Linked DNA regions of Homo sapiens: regions 2 and 3 are each linked to region 1. A link is an interaction called in ENCODE POLR2A ChIA-PET data of the cell type or tissue named here. Cell type or tissue: GM12878. All regions are shown on one strand. Each heading gives the region's core, and the rest is flanking DNA. Links, peaks and the distances in the headings are about the cores only.

What was found. Peaks named below come from ENCODE experiments on the same cell type or tissue, not always from the same donor. Only the 100,000 strongest peaks of a DNase experiment are listed, where the experiment ranks them.
Region 2: POLR2A ChIA-PET joins it to region 1 with 6 read pairs; 2 of 35 experiments call an interaction of 5 or more read pairs at or near these places.
Region 3: POLR2A ChIA-PET joins it to region 1 with 5 read pairs; 8 of 35 experiments call an interaction of 5 or more read pairs at or near these places.

What each region holds. Positions count from the first base shown.
Region 1 is chr6:17,351,568-17,357,444 of GRCh38, reverse strand. No RefSeq gene overlaps it. Among named protein-coding and RNA genes, the nearest start is that of CAP2, 39 kb to the left of the region's middle. In GM12878, for the core only: no CTCF peak of the experiment used is centred there; a DNase peak (open chromatin) is centred at 2,675.
Region 2 is chr6:17,444,390-17,450,266 of GRCh38, reverse strand. All of the region lies in intron 3 of CAP2 (cyclase associated actin cytoskeleton regulatory protein 2), which reads right to left. Among named protein-coding and RNA genes, the nearest start is that of CAP2, 54 kb to the right of the region's middle. In GM12878, for the core only: no CTCF peak of the experiment used is centred there; a DNase peak (open chromatin) is centred at 2,866.
Region 3 is chr6:17,403,154-17,409,030 of GRCh38, reverse strand. All of the region lies in intron 1 of CAP2 (cyclase associated actin cytoskeleton regulatory protein 2), which reads right to left. Among named protein-coding and RNA genes, the nearest start is that of CAP2, 12 kb to the right of the region's middle. In GM12878, for the core only: no CTCF peak of the experiment used is centred there; a DNase peak (open chromatin) is centred at 3,410.

The DNA of each region.
Region 1 (5,877 bases), core at 1,174-5,173:
GCTAAAATCTCTATCTTATCAAATGGGATTTTATTAAGCCATATTTTCGGCCGGACGCAGTGGCTCATGCCTGTAATCCCAGCACTTTGGGAGGCTGAGGAGGGCAGATCACGAGGTCAAGAGATCGAGACCATCCTGGCCAACATGGTGAAACCACCCTGTCTCTACTAAAAATACAAAAATTAGCTGGGCGTGCTGGCGCGCACCTGTAGTCCCAGCTACTCAGGAGCCTGAGGCAGGAGAATTGCTTGAACCCAGGAGTTAGAGGTTGCAGTGAGCCGAGATCGCGTCCCTGCACTCCAGCCTGGCGACAGAGCAAGACTTGGTCTCAAAAAAAACAAAACAAAAAAAAAGCAAAAATACAAAACAAAAAATAAACAAGCAAAAAAACCATATTTTCCCCCATTTTTTACTCATGTAATTGGATTTTTAAACATAAAGGTAGGACTTTACATCTATGCCAAGTGATATTCATTCTTTGAGATGTGATTCAATGTTTCCAGACAGTCAAAATATTTTTGAATGCCCAGTTTTATCATCCAAACAATTAACTATTTTTTTCTAGCTGCACGTTGTTTGAAAATTTAATGAAATGTCTTTTTTTTTTTCTGTTATAAAAGTCAGAGGTAAAGAGATTGCTGTGGAGGCAGGGTATGCTGTGGTTCACCATTAGACTGAACAAACCTTCATCCTTCTCCCTGAGTCTCTCCCTTCTATTTCCATTAGCTGTAGGTTCTGTAAGAAGTTAACAAATTCTATTCCTATAAACTTCTGGTCTTCTGTCTGTTCTGGATATTCAAATATTACAATGATGACACAAATGTTTCTGCTTACTTCAAGGATGTACTGATGGAAATTTTAAAAGAACCCTCAAAATGAAATCAATTCAATGAAAAATAAGATTTTTTTATAACTGATTCCAAGGGGAATTTGAAAAGAGGAGATATATACATAAGCCATGAAACAAATTTGCAAATAGATGCAAAACTGGCTATTTCTGCAGGGTGGATAAATCAATTGTGTCTCCACCAGGTGGAACTTATTTGCAGGTCTATTGACAAAAATGTTTGCAAAATCTTTTAGCTATAACTTGCAGAGTTGTAAGATAGCTCAAAGACAATGAAAGACACATGCTCCATAGAACCAGATAACCCAAGGGCACACCATAAGCAGAACACTGTTTTCCATTGAAGTCACTCAGTAATCTTTTGGTACATTTCAAAGTCTTTCACACATGTTTTCTACATAGATGATATAAAACCAAGAAAAAACAAATGCTTCTTTTGTCTTTTTTTTAAGACAGGGTCTGGCTCTGTCACCCAGGCTTGGCTGCAGTGGCGCCACCATGGCTCACTCCAGCCTCGACCTCCTGGGCTCAGGTGACCCATGATCCTCCCACATCAACCTCTTGATTAGCTCAAACTACAGGCACATGCCACCAAGCCTGGTTAATTTTCGTATTTTTTGTAGAGATGGGATTTTGCCATTTTGCCCAGGGTGGTCTCGAACTCCTAAGCTCAAGCGATCCTCCCACCTTGGCTTACAAAGTGCTGGGCTTACAGGTGTGAACCACTACCCCCAGGCAAAAAAAAATTTTCATTGATATATAATTGTGCATATTTATGGGTAAATGTGATATTTTGATACATGCATACAATGTGTAATGATCAAATCAGAGTATTCAGGATATCTTGCCTGAAACATTTATCATTTCTTTGTGTTGAAAACATTTCACATCTTCTCTTCTAGCTATTTTGAAATACACAATGAATTATTAACTATAGTCATCCTACTGTGCTGTCGAACACTGGAACTTATTCTTTCTATCTAACTGTATGTTTGTACCCATTAATCAAACTCTCTTCATCTCCACCCCACCACTCTTCCCAGGCCTTGGTAATTATTCTCTTAGTTTGTATTTGTGATGTAGATGTAGACTTATGAAATGTCGTTCCAAACAGAGCAATGATGTATATTTAATTTTTGGATGTGAAGATTCATCTTTCACTTGCAAGAGCAGAACAAAATGGCTATTGAGAGCTCAAATCCCCTCCTGGAGTGTGTGTCTCATGTGGTATAATGAGAGCACACTAGATGGGAAGGGACATATCAGATATGAGGGACCATCAGATGGAAGTGGGAGGCCAACAGCCTTTGAACCCTCAGTGGGTCTGACCTCTGGGGTTGTCAAATGAAATGTCAAGAAACATTTCAAAGATTTTCGACATTTCTGAAAATTTATTTGTAAATTCTTCTAAACCTAGGAAAATGTTATTTTTTTCTTTTATCATATCATCAAATTAATTTGTGTCTCCCAAATGAGCCATTAATTTTCTGATTTTTTTCTCTTTGGACTGCCTGATCTAAGAGTTACATATACTTTGCAGGAGCTCCCTCTCTTTTATTTATCTTCTAGTTTTTTCATTCTAAAGTTCAAATTCCCTTTTTACCACCAATAACATCAACACAGTAAAGAAATTGTTGAAATGTAGCTCTCACGCTGTGATCAAAGCTATTTCTCTCAAGGTGATTCATATCCGCAGACTCTCAGAAATGTGCAAACATTTATGTCGTTACTAATACACCAGCAAAGCTTCAGCTGTACCAAAGTCCAGAAATAAAATTAGAGCACTGAGCTAATTAGCATTGAATGTACAAAGAGGAACTGAAAGTTATGTTTCATATTTACCCTTGGGAATGGGAGGGTGGGCTTTCTCAAGTTTAAAACCCAAAACATTGGCAGGGTTCTCAAGTCTTTCGAGATTCAAACAGTATTGCCAGTATTGAGATTCAAACAGTATTCAGTGTTATCACTGGCAGCATGCAATGCCATTCTTGTTTTTTGTTTGTTTGTTTGTTTTTGTTTTTGAGACAGAGTCTCGCTCTGTCACCCAGGCTGGAGTGCAGTGGTGCAATCTAAGCTCACTGCAAACTCCGCCTCCCGGGTTCACGCCATTCTCCTGTCTCAGCCTCCCGAGTAGCTGGGACTACAGGCGTCCGCCACCACGCCCGGCTAATTTTTTGTATTTTCAGTACAGACGGGGTTTCACCATGTTAGCCAGGATGGTCTCGATCTCCTGACCTCATGGTCTGCCCGCCTCGGCCTCCCAAAGTGCTGGGATTACAAGCATGAGCCACCGCGCCCGGCCACCGTTCTTAAGAAATATAAAAATTGGCACCAGAGAACCAATTGCTTTGCATCTGGGAAAAAGGATTTAATGCATTTGGCTTTTGAGCTTTTCAGCAACAAAACTGTTTCTCCTCTGACTGAAAATAGCCCTGATAAAAAGGTTTCTTGAGACAAATTATTTTAAAAGGCTTTGATTAGATTGTGTTTACCCTTAACTTAAAATCATGGACTCCAGTGAAGCTTTGTACAAAATTGCATTCGTGTCTGTACTGTCTTTCTGCACAATTTAAAAACCAGAGCTCTTTGAGCTGCCACCTCCACTCCCTCAATGTGTCTGGTAGAAGCAATTTCATGTTTGCAGGGAAGTTTGTCACATTTGCAGGGGAATTTGGTCTGTCTACCTTTTAAAAATCTTTGCAGAGGTTGTTGGAATGGGTGTGGTAGGGTGGAATAGGAGTGGCTGTCTTGATCGATTCTGTCAATTTTTAAATCTTCTTTCCTAGTTTTTTTCACAGCATTGCTAATGCTGGCTACTAAAAGCATTTTTCATTCCTTATGCCTAGCAGCTGATCTACTTTGGGAATAGACAACTGAGTTGCAGCAACAGAGAGGCATCAAAGCCTACCAAAGGTTGGCATGGAGTCTTGAGCCAGAACAAGGTTGGATTCTGACTTTCACTAGCAGTGTGACCAGTGACAAGTTACTTCACTCTATCCTCGGTGTTCTCATCTGTATAACAGGGATGATAATATTAAAACCTACCTCAATGGGTTATTTTAGAGATTAAATGAGCGCACTTTTATAAAGTGCTTAGAACACAGCTTGGCATTTAGTATGTGCCTTATAAGTATGCTTTGATCAGTTAAGTTAAAATAATTGCTTTTCATTGTGAACATTTGGAAAAGAGCTAAATATCCATCAGTAGGAATCTGGTTAAATCAAATATAGTACTACATTTGTACAGGAGTATATAATGCACATATTAAAAAGAATGTGACAAGTTGCCCTAATATGTAAAGTTGTCCAAAAAATATACACATACATATACATATGTGCATAGAGAATTAGGTGTGGAGAGCATGCAGGTAACTATTATCTACAATTGTTTCTGAGAGGCACAAAGAGACTCAAAAGGTCGGGAGGCTCCCTTTTTGTTATGCCTTTTACTTTTACTAAAAAAAAATGACCCAAATTTTAGTTACTTTTAAAAAATCCAGTTAGGCTGGGCACCTGTAATCCCAGCACTTTGGGAGGCCAAGGTGGGCCAAGAGATCAAGACCATCCTGGCCAACATGGTGAAACCCCCGTCTCTACTAAAAATACAAAAATTAGCTGGGTGTGGCGGTGGGCGCCTGTAGTCCCAGCTACTTGGGAGGCTGAGGCAGGAGAATCGCTTGAACCCGGGAGGCAGAGGTTGCAGTGAGCCGAGATCACACCATTGCACTCCAGCCTGGTGACACAGCAAGACTCCATCAAACAAAAAAAAAAATCCAGTTAATTATGATTTTTGTTAGGGAAAAAAGAATAATTGAGAAAGATGAAGGACATAAACTGAATTTTGACACCTAAAAGAATAAAGACAAATAAGGCTACATAAGGTGGCTCACACCTATAATCCCAGCACTTTGGGAGGCTGAGGCAGGAGGATTGCTTGAGATCAACAGTATGAGAATAGCCTGAACAACCTAGTGAGACCACCATCTCTGGAAAAAGTTTAAATAAATAAAATTAGCTGGACTTGGTGGCATGTGCCTGCAGTCCCAGGGAGGCTGAGGTGGGCAGATCACTTGAGCCCAGGAGTTTGAAGCTGCAGTGAGTCATGATGACACCACTGCATTCCAGCCTGGACAACAGAGTGAGATCCTGTCTCAGCAATTTTTTATAAAAGAATAAAGAGATATATGAGATTCTGAACTGCTTTGCTGGTATCTTTTGCATTAAACACAACTTTAATGTTTCTTTGGGAACTAAAAGCTAGCCCTGGAAATCCTTAACCTTCATCCTCTTCTCCAAGGCATGACTTTGGATTATGATATAGACAATAACTCACTATAATTGAGGCACATTTTATTACTTATAGATATGAAATTGAATATGCTTTGCCTTACCTGTCCCCACCTTGGGAGATTTTGTTCATTTTGAGGGAGGTGGATGCACGGTAAGGGGATAACAATAGAACCAGAAAATGAGTTGCATCAAGGAAAACACGGAAGACTAGTGATTCCTTATAAACTAGTAGCCTGGTTGTCCCAAATATTTTTCCTATCAATTTACTGTAATGCATGTAATTCCCAACATTATTCACTACTTAGGGTTAAGATATAAACTTTGTGGACAAAGATTATAATAAAGACAAAATTGGGCCGAGCGCGGTGGCTCACGCCTGTAATCCCAGCACTTTGGGAGGCCCAGGCAGACAGATCACGAGGTCAGGAGTTCGAGACCCAGCCTGGCCAACATGGTGAAACCCCGTCTCCACTAAAAATACAAAAATTAGCTGGGCGCAGTGGCATGCACCTATAGTCCCAGCTACTTGGGAGGATGAGGCAGGAGAATTGCTTGAACCCAGGAGGTGGAGCTTGCAGCGAGCCGAGATCGCACCACTGCACTCCAGCCTGGGTGGCAGAGTGAGACTCCATCTCAAAAAAAAAGAAAAAAGAAAAAAGTATTATGCATAGAAGGCAAAAGCTGAAAAACTGAAGTGGTTGAGGATTAGGTAGCTACAGTGGGTGTGTACCTCAGAGATG
Region 2 (5,877 bases), core at 1,287-5,286, 93 kb before region 1:
ATCCTGGCTAAAATGGTGAAACCCCGTCTCTACTAAAAATACCAAAAATTTGCCGGCTGTGGTGGTGGGCGCCTGTAGTCCCAGCTACTCGGGAGGCTGAGGCAGGAGAATGGCGTGAACCTGGGAGGCGGAGCTTGCAGTGAGCCGAGATCGTGCCACTGCACTCCAGCCTGGGTGACAGAGCAAGACCCAGTCTTAAAAAAAAAAAAAAGGTAGAACTGATAAATGGTTTTCTTTTGCAAAAAGGATGATTTCTGTGGGTTGTTTTTATTTTCCTGCTTGTTCAGCAGACGGCAAAGTATTTTTAAACAATCAATGTCATGAATATTAATGTGCATTCAAATCATGCACCATTTCCCTAAAACTCTTATTTTCCTAGTTCATAATTATCACCAAATAGCCTAAAGCATTTAAGACACTGTGAGAGTATGAATCAGTACAACATATATGTGGGAGAATAATTTGGCAATAAATATTAGGGACCACTTGCCATTGGCCAGGAATTTCTAATTGTAGGAATTTTCCTTGAGAAAATAATTATATAACTATAAAATAATTGGCCGGGCATGGTGGCTCATGCTTGTAATCCCAACACTTTGGGAGGCCGAGGTGGGTGGATCACCTGAGGTCAGGAGTTTCAGACCAGCCTGGTCAACATGGCGAAACCCCGCCTCTACTAAAAAATACAAAAAATTAGCCAAGCATGGTGGTGGGCACCTGTAATCCCAGCTAGCTGGGAGGCTGAGGCACGAGAATCACTTGAACCCAAGAGGCGGAGGTTGCAGTGAGCTGAGATGGCACCATTGCACTCCAGCCTGGGCAACAAGAATGAAACTGTGTCTCAAAAAAAAAATAATAATAATAAAATAATTGCACAAGGCTTTTAACTGCAATTTGGTTTACAATAGGGTCAAAACTGAAAACAAGTCAAATGACACTAATTTTTTAAATGATTATAAATACTACTAGATAACCATCCTTGCAGGGATAGGACCAGGGTAGAGCTAGCAAGGAGCCCATGGTATGGAATTTAAGAGGTGCTCTCTCTTTAGGTCACACCCTGCAATGTTCACTTGTGTCACCTTAGTCCAAGCCCTAAATTCTCATACATACATTACTTCATCTACATATAATTTTGATTGTTTGAATCAATTACGGTGTAACACGTGAAGAAATACTATACAGTCATTAAAAATGATGACGTAGGCCGGGCGCTGTGGCTCACGCCTGTAATCCCAACACTTTGGGAGCCCAAGGCGGGTGGATCACTTGAGGTCAGGAGTTCGAGACCAGCCTGGCCAACATAGTGAAACCCTGTCTTTACTAAACATACAAAAATTAGCCTGGCGTGGTGGTGGGTGTCTGTAATCCCAGGTCCTCGGAAGGCTGAGGCAGGAGAATCTCTTGAACCTGGGAAACGGAGGTTGCAGTGAGCTGAGATCGCACCCCTGCAGTCCAGCCTGGGCAACAGAGTGACTTTGTCTCAAAAAAAAAAAAAGATAATGTAGACTTCAACTCATTGACATGGAAAGAGACCCAGAAGACATGGTCTAAGTTAAATAAGCAGGTTACAGAAACAGTATGTGCAGAAAAGTCTGCAAAATCTATAATGTAAGACCAATCATTGTAACTTAAAAAGCCCAACACTGAACTCTTCTAAATAATTTATTATTGCAATTTATATTTTAAAAGATCAAAGACTGGAAAGAATTTAAAACAGTATGGGAATAGGAAAAGAAAGAAAACACCATTGCATGTTCAAATCCATTTGCTTTTCTGACAGGCATGAATATTGTTAGAAGTTTATATTCTGAACAAAACCATTCTCCTGAATAAACTGCATTTTCAAATTCAATCACTGTATAGCCACAAACCACTTGGCAGATTGGCTCCTCTCCAAATTCTCTAACTTGTTTTTCTATCACTTAAGGAATCTGAAGCACTTTATCAACATATTTAAGCCAAATCTTTTGACTTAGAGAACCAGCAAATCCTTCATGGTTGATGAATCTTGGGTTTTCACAAATAAAGGACACTTGGCTACTAAGGCCGCTCAGAAAAATCAGAGACAACAAGGTACTCCTTATATTAGAATCCACTGTGACACTAAGCATTACGGCATTATCCTTTCATTTTGTGTTATTTAAGTCATATTCTTATCCAAGCTTTCATGCATGTATACATGCCTTGTGGCGCCACATAGAAGATATATTCCAGAGGACTAAGCCAGTAGGTGCCTATATAGAAGGGCCTTTGTTACAACAGAAGCTCAGTAATTACTGCTTAATAATGAAGGACTGAAATTACTGTAAAGCAGTGTGATGTAGTAGAGAAACCACAAGCATGAACTTCAGATAGGCCTGGGATCGAATTCAACTCTACCCCTTACTACACACATAGCCATTCCCAACTTACCCAACCTTTCTGAGGCATGGTTTCATTACCTCGAAAGATACATTAAAAACTCTTGGCCAGGTGTGGTAGCTCAAGCCTGTAATCCCAGCACTTTGGGAGGCTAAGGCAGGTGGATCACCTGAGGTCAGAAGTTCAAGACCAGCCTGGCCAACATGGTGAAACCCAGTCTCTTCAAAAATACAAAAGTTAGCCAGGCATGATGGCGAGTGCCTGTAATCCCAGCTACGCCGGAGGCTGGGGCAGGACAATTGCTTGAACCCAGGTGGTGGAGGTTGCAGTGAGCCAAGATCACGCCACTGCACTCCAGCCTGAGCGACAGAGCAAGACTCCGTCTCAGAAAAACAAAGTTCTCCTAATGATTAAGGAAGTAATGTTTGTTGATAGCTGTGCCCAGGGCCTGATACCTAGCAGACCCTCCACAAATACTAGTTTTCCTTCCCCTTTTAAAAAATTGCCTCTCTTACTAATATGGAAAACGAAAATAAGGCAAGAAAAGAAAGTTAATCTCTAGTGACTGTAAAATTTAGCTAAGGGCCAGTCACGATGGCTCAAATCTCTAATGCCAGTATTTTGGGAGGCCATGGTGGGAGGACTGCTTGAGACCAGGAGTTCAATACCAGTATGGGAAACATAGTGAGATCCCCCTGTCTCTACAAACTTTTTTTTTTTTTTTTTTAATTAGCTGCCTGTGGTCGCAGTTACTTGGGAGACTGAGGTGGGAGGATCTCTTGAGCCCAGGAGTTTGAGGCTGCAGTGAACTATGATCATGCCACCACACTCCAGCCTGGGTGACAGAGGGAGACTCTGCCTCTTAAATTAAAAAGCTAAGAACCAGATTTGGTCATTCATGAACCAGGTCCACCCAATATTAACTCACCTGCATTGAGAACTCACTATGACCGCTCAACCATGAAAGGTGCTTGCTAAACACTGGTTCCTCATTCCCCGTGGATTCCCAGGCAGCTGGGACCCCTGACCACTAGGGTGCCCTGCAGCCAAGCTGTGCAGGATTGGTCACACCAGCTGATGCCCACATTTTCTCTTTACTTTGTTTTTTGCTGCTAGATGAACTGCCTTTCAGGCAGTATCTTGATTCCAAGCATTTTTATTCTAGCACCAAATATTCCTTTTCCCCTCTTCTGATGATAACAGCAACACATGCTTGTTGTAAAAAGTTCAAAAGACATGGATGTTTAAACTGTAAAAACACTCAATAATCCCACCCCACAAGGGTGACCACCGTCAGTAATTCAATGAATATCCCTCCAGAATTTATTTTTAACAAGACAAATCTCTCTTAAGTGCATATGCCACCTCCCTACTCTTCTTTCTTTCAATTCCTACTCGGTTATCCTCAGAAAATCTCTTTTCCTGTCTTTTTGTCCCACTCGTGAATTCCAAGGTAACCCCAATAATGGTTGCTAAGCACCAAAGCAGCATAACTATATACTCATATAAAGAAAAAAGAAAAATCTTGTTTGGTATCTAAAGTAGAAAGGAATCAGACCCAAAGTCAGCTGAAAATACACATAGAAATCCCTATTTATGTCTTTGACTTTCTCTAATTAAACTCACATTCCCCTAGGTGTCAGCATTCATAACAGATGACTATTTTTCATTTCATGTTATTGTTTTCTTGTCTCATTTAACTAAAAGCATGGTAAAATAAATGTTTTAGTATTTTGCATTATGTAAGTACTGCTCAGTAACCTATAGGGAAGGTTTTTCTTCATAATGTCTCATCTATCACAGACTGATACCTTTGTAAAATAAGTAAAAATGCAGTACTAGAAAAATGAAATTAAAAAAACTGAAATACGAAGTATAGTACAAGTCTAAGTTATTTCAATTACTAGATTTAGCAGACAATTCCTCTGTTGCACTGCTATACAAGTTTTCAAAGTGTAACGCATAATTTCTGTACTTATCTCATGGTACAAACCGTTAGTGAATAGTTTTCGAGCTGCAGCCTCTGTGCACAGCACGTGCGGCGGTGCTGTTCGATATCTTTCCATGGGAGCCCAACCACCCATGGTCTATGGGAAATGTCTATGGGAGAATGTCTTCCAAGTTTCTAAGAAATAATTTACAAATGAGCTTTGGGGAGAGGGGATCTCACTGAGAAGTTTGGGACTGCCTGTATTTGTATATATTGAGATAATCAACTGAATTTTTCACTTTCCATCCAGATGTTTACAATGATATAAATACGGTCAAAGACTCTTGAAACCAGGGAGATTTGATTATTAGAAATACACAGTAAAGTCCCCACCAAAAGTTTAATTTCCCAACTTACCCTTTCAGACTCCAAAGTCATTTCTTGCCCGATCGCTATCATTTTGAAAACAATTGAGGGGGAAGCAACATGCCACAACCCAATCCAAACTGGAAAACCAAACGAAATTCTATTTCTTAACCTGACCTTCAGTTTAAAATATTTATAGAGGCCAGGCGTGGTGGCTCACGCCTACAATCCAAGCACTTTCGGAGGCCGAGATGGGTGGATCACCTGAGGTCAGGAGTTCAAGACCAGCCTGGCCAACGTGGTGAAACCCCCTCTCTACTAAAAATACAAAAACTAGCTGGGTGTGGTGGCACATGCCTGTAATCTCAGCTACTTAGGAGGCTGAGGCAGGAGAATTGCTTGAACCTGGGAGGTGGAGGTTGCAGTGAGCTGAGATTGTGCCACTGCACTCCAGCCTGGGTGGCGGAGTAAGGCTCTGTCTCCAAATAGATAAATAATAAGATAAAATACTTACAGTAAGGTTCACATAAATATCTTGTCTCAGGTGGAGCTAAAGGTGTTTCTATTGTCAGTGATTATAAGTCAATATATTGGTGAATTTTCAGGTTACTTATGTATCTTAGTCTCACTTTCTTATATTGCCTCAGAGCCCCAGTCTTTCAATGGCTCACTTTCCTCAACTACAAAAGAGCAACGAGAATGAAGGGAATGAGGCGGGTACTGGATAAACTGTCACAGCTGTGATAAAATCAGGACTCGTGTTGTGTGTGTGTGTGTGTGTGTGTGTGTGTGTGTGTGTGTGGAGAGAGAGAAACAAAAATCTACAGAGACATGGCAATCTAATAGTCTACGTATTTTTCCCCTTCTTTTCACAGGTGTTGATAATAGTCTATGTTTCTCAATATTTCACTTGCTAATTTCATGACTTAAAACCTGGGCCATGATGACTTTTTTTTTTTTTTTTTTTGAGACAGAGTCTTGCTCTGTCGCCAGGCTGGAGTGCAGTGGCGCGATCTCGGCTCACTGCAACCTCTGCCTTCCGGAATCAAGCGATTCTCCTGCCCCAGCCTCTCGAGTAGCTGGGTCTACAGGTCCTAGCATGCCACCACACCCAGTTAATTTTTGTATTTTTAGTAGAAACCAAGTTTCACCATGTTGGCCAGGATGGTCTCTATCTCTTGACCTCGTGATCTGCCTGCCTCGGCCTCCCAAAATGC
Region 3 (5,877 bases), core at 1,287-5,286, 51 kb before region 1:
ACTGCAAGCAGGGGGATATCAAAAGCACCATGGACTGAAAGCATAAGAGGCTATCATCATAGGGCTGAGCGTGGTTGCTCACGCCTGTAATCCCAGCACTTGGGGAGGCCGAGGCTGGCGGATCACAAGGTCAGGAGATCAAGACCATCCTGGCTAACATGGTGAAACCCCGTCTCTATTAAAAATACAAAAAATTAGCTGGGCATGGTGGCGGGCGCCTGCAGTCCAAGCTACTCGAGCTACTCGGGAGGCTGAGGCAGGAGAATGGCATGAACCCAGGAGGCAGAGCTTGCAGTGAGTAGAGATCATGCCACTGCACTCCAGTGTGGCGACAGAGTGAGACTCCGTCTCAAAAAAAAAAAAAAAAAAAGGAGGCTATCATTTCATATAGTCAGTTACTTCTCATGACTAGGAATGTTTTACTTTATCAAATTCTGTCATTTCAATGTGAAGAATGCCTTGTCTCTCTGGAATGATGAGTGCTATGGTCTGGTTTGTTTGACCCCCTGCAAAACTTATGTTGAAATCTGATCCCCAGGTAGAGCCTAATGGGAGGTGGGAGGTGGAAGGTGTTTGGGTCATGAGGGCAGATCCCTCATGAATGGCTTGGTGCCATTCTCACAAGAGTGAATTCTTGCTCTATTCGTTCCCAGGAGAGCTGGTTGTTAAAAAGAGGCTGGCATCCATTTGTGAGCTGTAGAGTGGCAAGGAAAAAATGAGCCTGGCACCTCTCCTCTCCTCCTGCTTCTTCTCTCGCCGTGTAATCTGCACATTCCAGCTTCCCTTCAACTCTTGCCACAAATGGAAGCAGCCTGAGGCCTTTACCAGAAACAGATGTTTCTTGTACAGCCTGCAGAACTGTCAGCCAAACAAACCTCTAATCTTTGTAAATGAGTCTCAGGTATCCTTTATAGCAATACTAATGGACTTAGATAACGAGTAATAAGGTTTGTTGAAATTCCTTGTAATCTCAAAATTTACCAGCATTCATTGTAATTATATGCAATTAAATAAAAGATTCAGCAACTCTCTTAAAAGAAAATGAAAAAAGAAAAGCCCTAAAGATCAGTTCTTAAGTGTTGGGCCAGTTTTATGAATAGAAATTACCAACAAATCCAAGTGTGATGGAATAGCCAGGTGATCAGTTTGGCCCAAGCATTCCTCCAGCCCCCTTTTGCTTCTTCATGTGTCTCTAGCTTCCTGGGTCTACTTTCACACTTGACTTTGATTTTTTTTTTTTTTTTTTTTTTTTGAGACCGAGTCTTGCTCTGTCACCTAGGCTGGAGTGCAGTGGCAGGATCTCAGCTGACTGCAACCTCCACCTCCCAGGTTCAAGGGATTCTCCTGCCTCAGCCTCCTGAGTTGCTGGGATTACAGGCGTGCATCACCACACTCAGCTAAATTTTTATATTTTTTGGTAAAGACGGGGTTTCACCATGTTGGCCAGGTTGGTCTTGAACTCCTGACCTCAAGTGATCCACCTGCCTTGGCCTCCAAAAGTGCTGGGATTACAGGCGTGAGGCAATGCGCCTGGCCATTTTTTTTTTTTTTCAAGACAGGTTCTCACTCAGCTGCCCAGGCTGGAGTGCAGTGGCACAATCATAGCTCACTGCAACCTTGAGCTCCTGGGCTCAAGCGGTCCTCCTGACTCGGTCTCCCGAAGTGCTGGGATTACAGACATGAGCCACCACACCCAGCTTCAATTTATTACTTCAACACAATCAATCAGGGGTTTCAACTCATGCTGTTGACCACTAAAAAACTACAGGTTCTTCCTTTTTTTGCTCTTTGAACCTGGGAGCCCAAAGTAAAAGGGGAAACAGAGAAAGTGGGTAAAGTGGAAAGAAAAGAATGGTGTGGAAGAAACAGAGGAGAAAAAGGAAACAAGAGAAAGCTTCAAAAAGAGGAAGGGGCTACCAGGGACACTCAAGAAGGAAGAAGCCCACTTCAGCCTCTCTCCAAACTGTGTTCAAAATACAAAAGGCAACTATCTGATTCCAAAAGACAAAACAATAGTACATGAATTGAGAAGAATCAAAATTGAAAAGGGAACCCATTTGGGAGTAAAATGCTGGTTTTTTTCTCATTTTTTTCTTCAGGGTCGACCTTAAATCAGAATTGGGTGGGGGTGCAGGTAGCAAACACTCCAACAGAAGCTCCTCTTTTTGGCCAGAGGAACTGGAAAGGGGGCCCTGGCTAATAGAAGAGTGTGAGGCAAGCCCAGGTTTTGGGTTTTGTTTGCATTTTTCTCTCCCAAGCGTGGCCGTAGTCACAGAACTGTGTGGCAGAACAGTAAGCAGCAGCACAGGCACCTGAAACTTTTTTTCTAAAGAAACCTGGGCAGGGCGAGGTTGCTCACACCTGTAATCCCAGCACTTTGGGAGGCCGAGGCAGGCACATCATGAAGTCAGGAGTTCCAGACCAACCTGACCAATATGGTGAAACCTTGTCTCTACTAAAAATACAAAAATTAGCCAGGCGTGGTGGCATGGGCCTGTAATCCCAGCTATGCAGGAGGCTGAGGCAGGAGAATTGCTTGAATCCAGGAGGCGGAGGTTGCAGTGAGCCGAGATTGCACCCTTGCACTCCAGCCTGGGCGACAGAGTGAGACTGCCTCAAAAAAAAAAAAAAAGAAATCTGGGCTTACTGACAGAAAAGTAGGGGAACAGGGGACCTTGTGGTCCACAGAGTATGGGGAGAATTCCTGGTATTTTATTCCTCTCGCTACTCTGTCCTGAGGATGGCCCCAAGTCTTGGAGAACTCTACAGCAGCATAAGCACCTTAAACTTTAAAAGAAATCTAGTCTTTCCAGAAGAACAGGAAAAAGGGATCTTGGGGTAGAGGTGTGTGGCGAGAATCCCAGAGAGACGAGAGCTAAAGAAGGGGATGCCCTGGCTCTGTGTATGAACCAGCACAAGTCCCTGAACTGTGTATGTGTGGGACGGTCCCAAAGGCTTTGCAAACTGAAGTAGATATAAACCACTGCTCAGGCTGGGCGCGGTCGCTCACACCTGTAATCCCAGCACTTTCAGAGGCTGGGGTAGGGAGATCGCTTGAGCCCAGGAGTTCACGACCAGCCTGGGCAACATAGGTAGACCCCGCCTCTACAAAAAACTTAAAAATTAGCTGAGTGTGGTGGCCTGAGCCTATAGTCCCAGCTACTTGGGAAGCTGAGACAGGAGGATCACTTGAGCCCAGGAGGTCGAGGCTGTAGCGAGCCAAGATTGTGTCACTGCCTTCCAGCCTGAGTGACAGAGTGAGACCCTGTTTCAAAAAAACAAAACATTATGCTTTTGTGCTTTAAATAAAAATAAAAATAATAAATAAACAAAACAAAAGAAGAAATCATGACCAAAAACTTCCAAACTTGGTGAAAGCTACACATTTACAGATCCAAATAGAGTAGTTGCCCTTTGCCCAGTTTCACTTTCTGTAGTTTCAGTTACCCATGGTCAACAATGGTCCAAATATAGGTGAGCACAGTACAATAAGATATTTTGAGAGAGAGAGAGAGAGAGAGAGAGAGAGAGACTCCACATTCACATAACCTTTATTATGGTATATTGCAATGAAGTTCTAGTTTATTATTAGTTATTATTGTTAATCTCTTACTATGCCTAATTTATACATTAAACTTTTTTAAATTTTGAGATGGGGTCTCACTCTGTCGCCCAGGCTGGAATGCAGTGGTGCAATCTCAGCTCACTGCAACCTTTGCCTCCTGGGTTCACACGATTCTCCTGCCTCAGCCTCCCGAGTGGCTGGGATTAACAAGCGTCTATACCACACCTGGCTAATTTTTGTATTTTTAGTAGAGTTGGGGTTTCACCATGTTGGCCAGGCTGATCTCGAATCCTGACCTCAGGTGATCCACCCGCCTCGGCCTCCCAAAGTGCTGGGGTTATAGGCGTGCCCCACTACACCCGGCCTTATATATTAAACTTTATCACGGTAGCTATGTATAGGAAAAAACGTGGTATATGTAGGATTTGGTACTATCCATGCTTTCAGGCATCAACAGGGGGTCTTAGAACGTATCCCCCATGGATAAGTGGGGAATACTGTAGTGCTGTCTGTCTGTTATACATATACACTCATACAATACCTTCTGGTGAGTGCCTCCAAAGAGGAGAACAATAACGATGAATAAAGTAAAGATATAACTGCCTACAAAGAAATAAATAAAATGTAATGGCTGTTATCCTCTTTTGAGACGTGTCATAAGTACTTAGACTTTTAATTTTTTTTTTTTTTTTTTTGAGATGGAGTCTCACACTGTCACCCAGGCTGGAGTGCAGTGGCGCGATCTTGGCTCACTGCAACCTCCACCTCCCAGGTTCAAGCAATTCTCCTGCCTCAGCCTCCCAAGTAACTGGGATTACAGGTGCGTGCCACCAAGTCCAGCTAAATTTTTTTTTTTTTTTTGAGATGGAGTCTTGCTCTGTCACCCAGGCTGGAGTGCAGTGGCGCCATCTGGGCTCACTGCAAGCTCGGCCTCCTGGGTTCACACCATTCTCCTGCCTCAGCCTCCCGAGTAGCTGGGACTACAGGCACTCGCCACCACGCCCAGCTATTTTTTTGTATTTTCAGTAGAGACGGGGTTTCACCGTGTTAGCCAGGATGGTCTCCATCTCCTGACCTCGTGATCTGCCCGCCTTGGCCTCCCAAAGTGCTGGGATTACAGGCATGAGCCACCGCACCCAGCCATTTTTTGTATTTTTAATAGAGATAGAGTTTTACTATGTTGGCCAGGCTGGTCTCGAACGCCTGACCTCGTGATCCACCCACCTCGGCCTCTCAAAGTGGTGGGGATTACAGGCGTGAGCCACCATGCCTGGCCAAGACCTTTAATTCTTGAATGGCTTCCTTAGGGACATCCAGTAAAACAAGGAGTCACTAGAACTATGTCAATTAATGAATTGGTTCATTTACCAATACTGAGCTAGAAAGGTTTTGCCACAATTACTGACCCTTGGTTTTTGGTCAGAAAATAGCAGCAGGGTGAGCTACAACAGGAGTCTTCAATTTTTTTACTTGTATATACCCTAAAAGAATTTTGTAAAAGCCTCTTGCACATTTTTAGATTGGCATATAGCAACTGTCACCAAAATGTGAATAGTTGCAAAGAATGTAACTTCCAACACTGTGTAAATATGGCCATATAAAACTATCTTATATGTCCAGTGAAATTCATTCTTACTCATTTTAAAAGAATACTGGAACAGGCTGGTCTTTAATAGTCACAAATTTTGCATAATTCCATTTTCTCCTTGAACTTATATTTCCACGCTTCTTGCCCTACAGAAGTTTATCTTAATTTTACATATTTTATGCTTTAGCCTATTTTACTCATTAGCCTACCATACTTTTCTGCATCAAAAACATTATTTAAATTTAAATTCTAATTCAATGGTCAAAACATTTTTTAAAAAAAGCTATTCTGATACCATTGTTACTATTAGTAGGATGTGACTTAGAAAACAACACAAATATTACAAATTTTGACAAATAATTACTAAAAGTAAATAAAAAGCAACTTTATTGGAAATCTCTCTCTTTTGAACACTTTTACTTTCCATAACTTTATGGATATGTGGATGTGTATACTTATTAAAATGAGTCCAGGTGGCTGGGCGCTGTGGCTCACGCCAGTAATCCCCGCACTTTGGGAGGCCAAGGCAGGCGGATCACCTGAGGTCAGGAGTTTGAGACCAGCCTGGCCAACATGGTAAAACCCCATCTCTACTAAAAGTACAAAAAATTAGCCGGGCATGGTGGCTCGCGCCTGTAGTCCCAGCTAGCCAGGAGGCTGATGCATGAGAATCACTTAAACCCAGGAGGCAGAGGTTGCAGTGAGCCAAGATCGTGCCACTGCA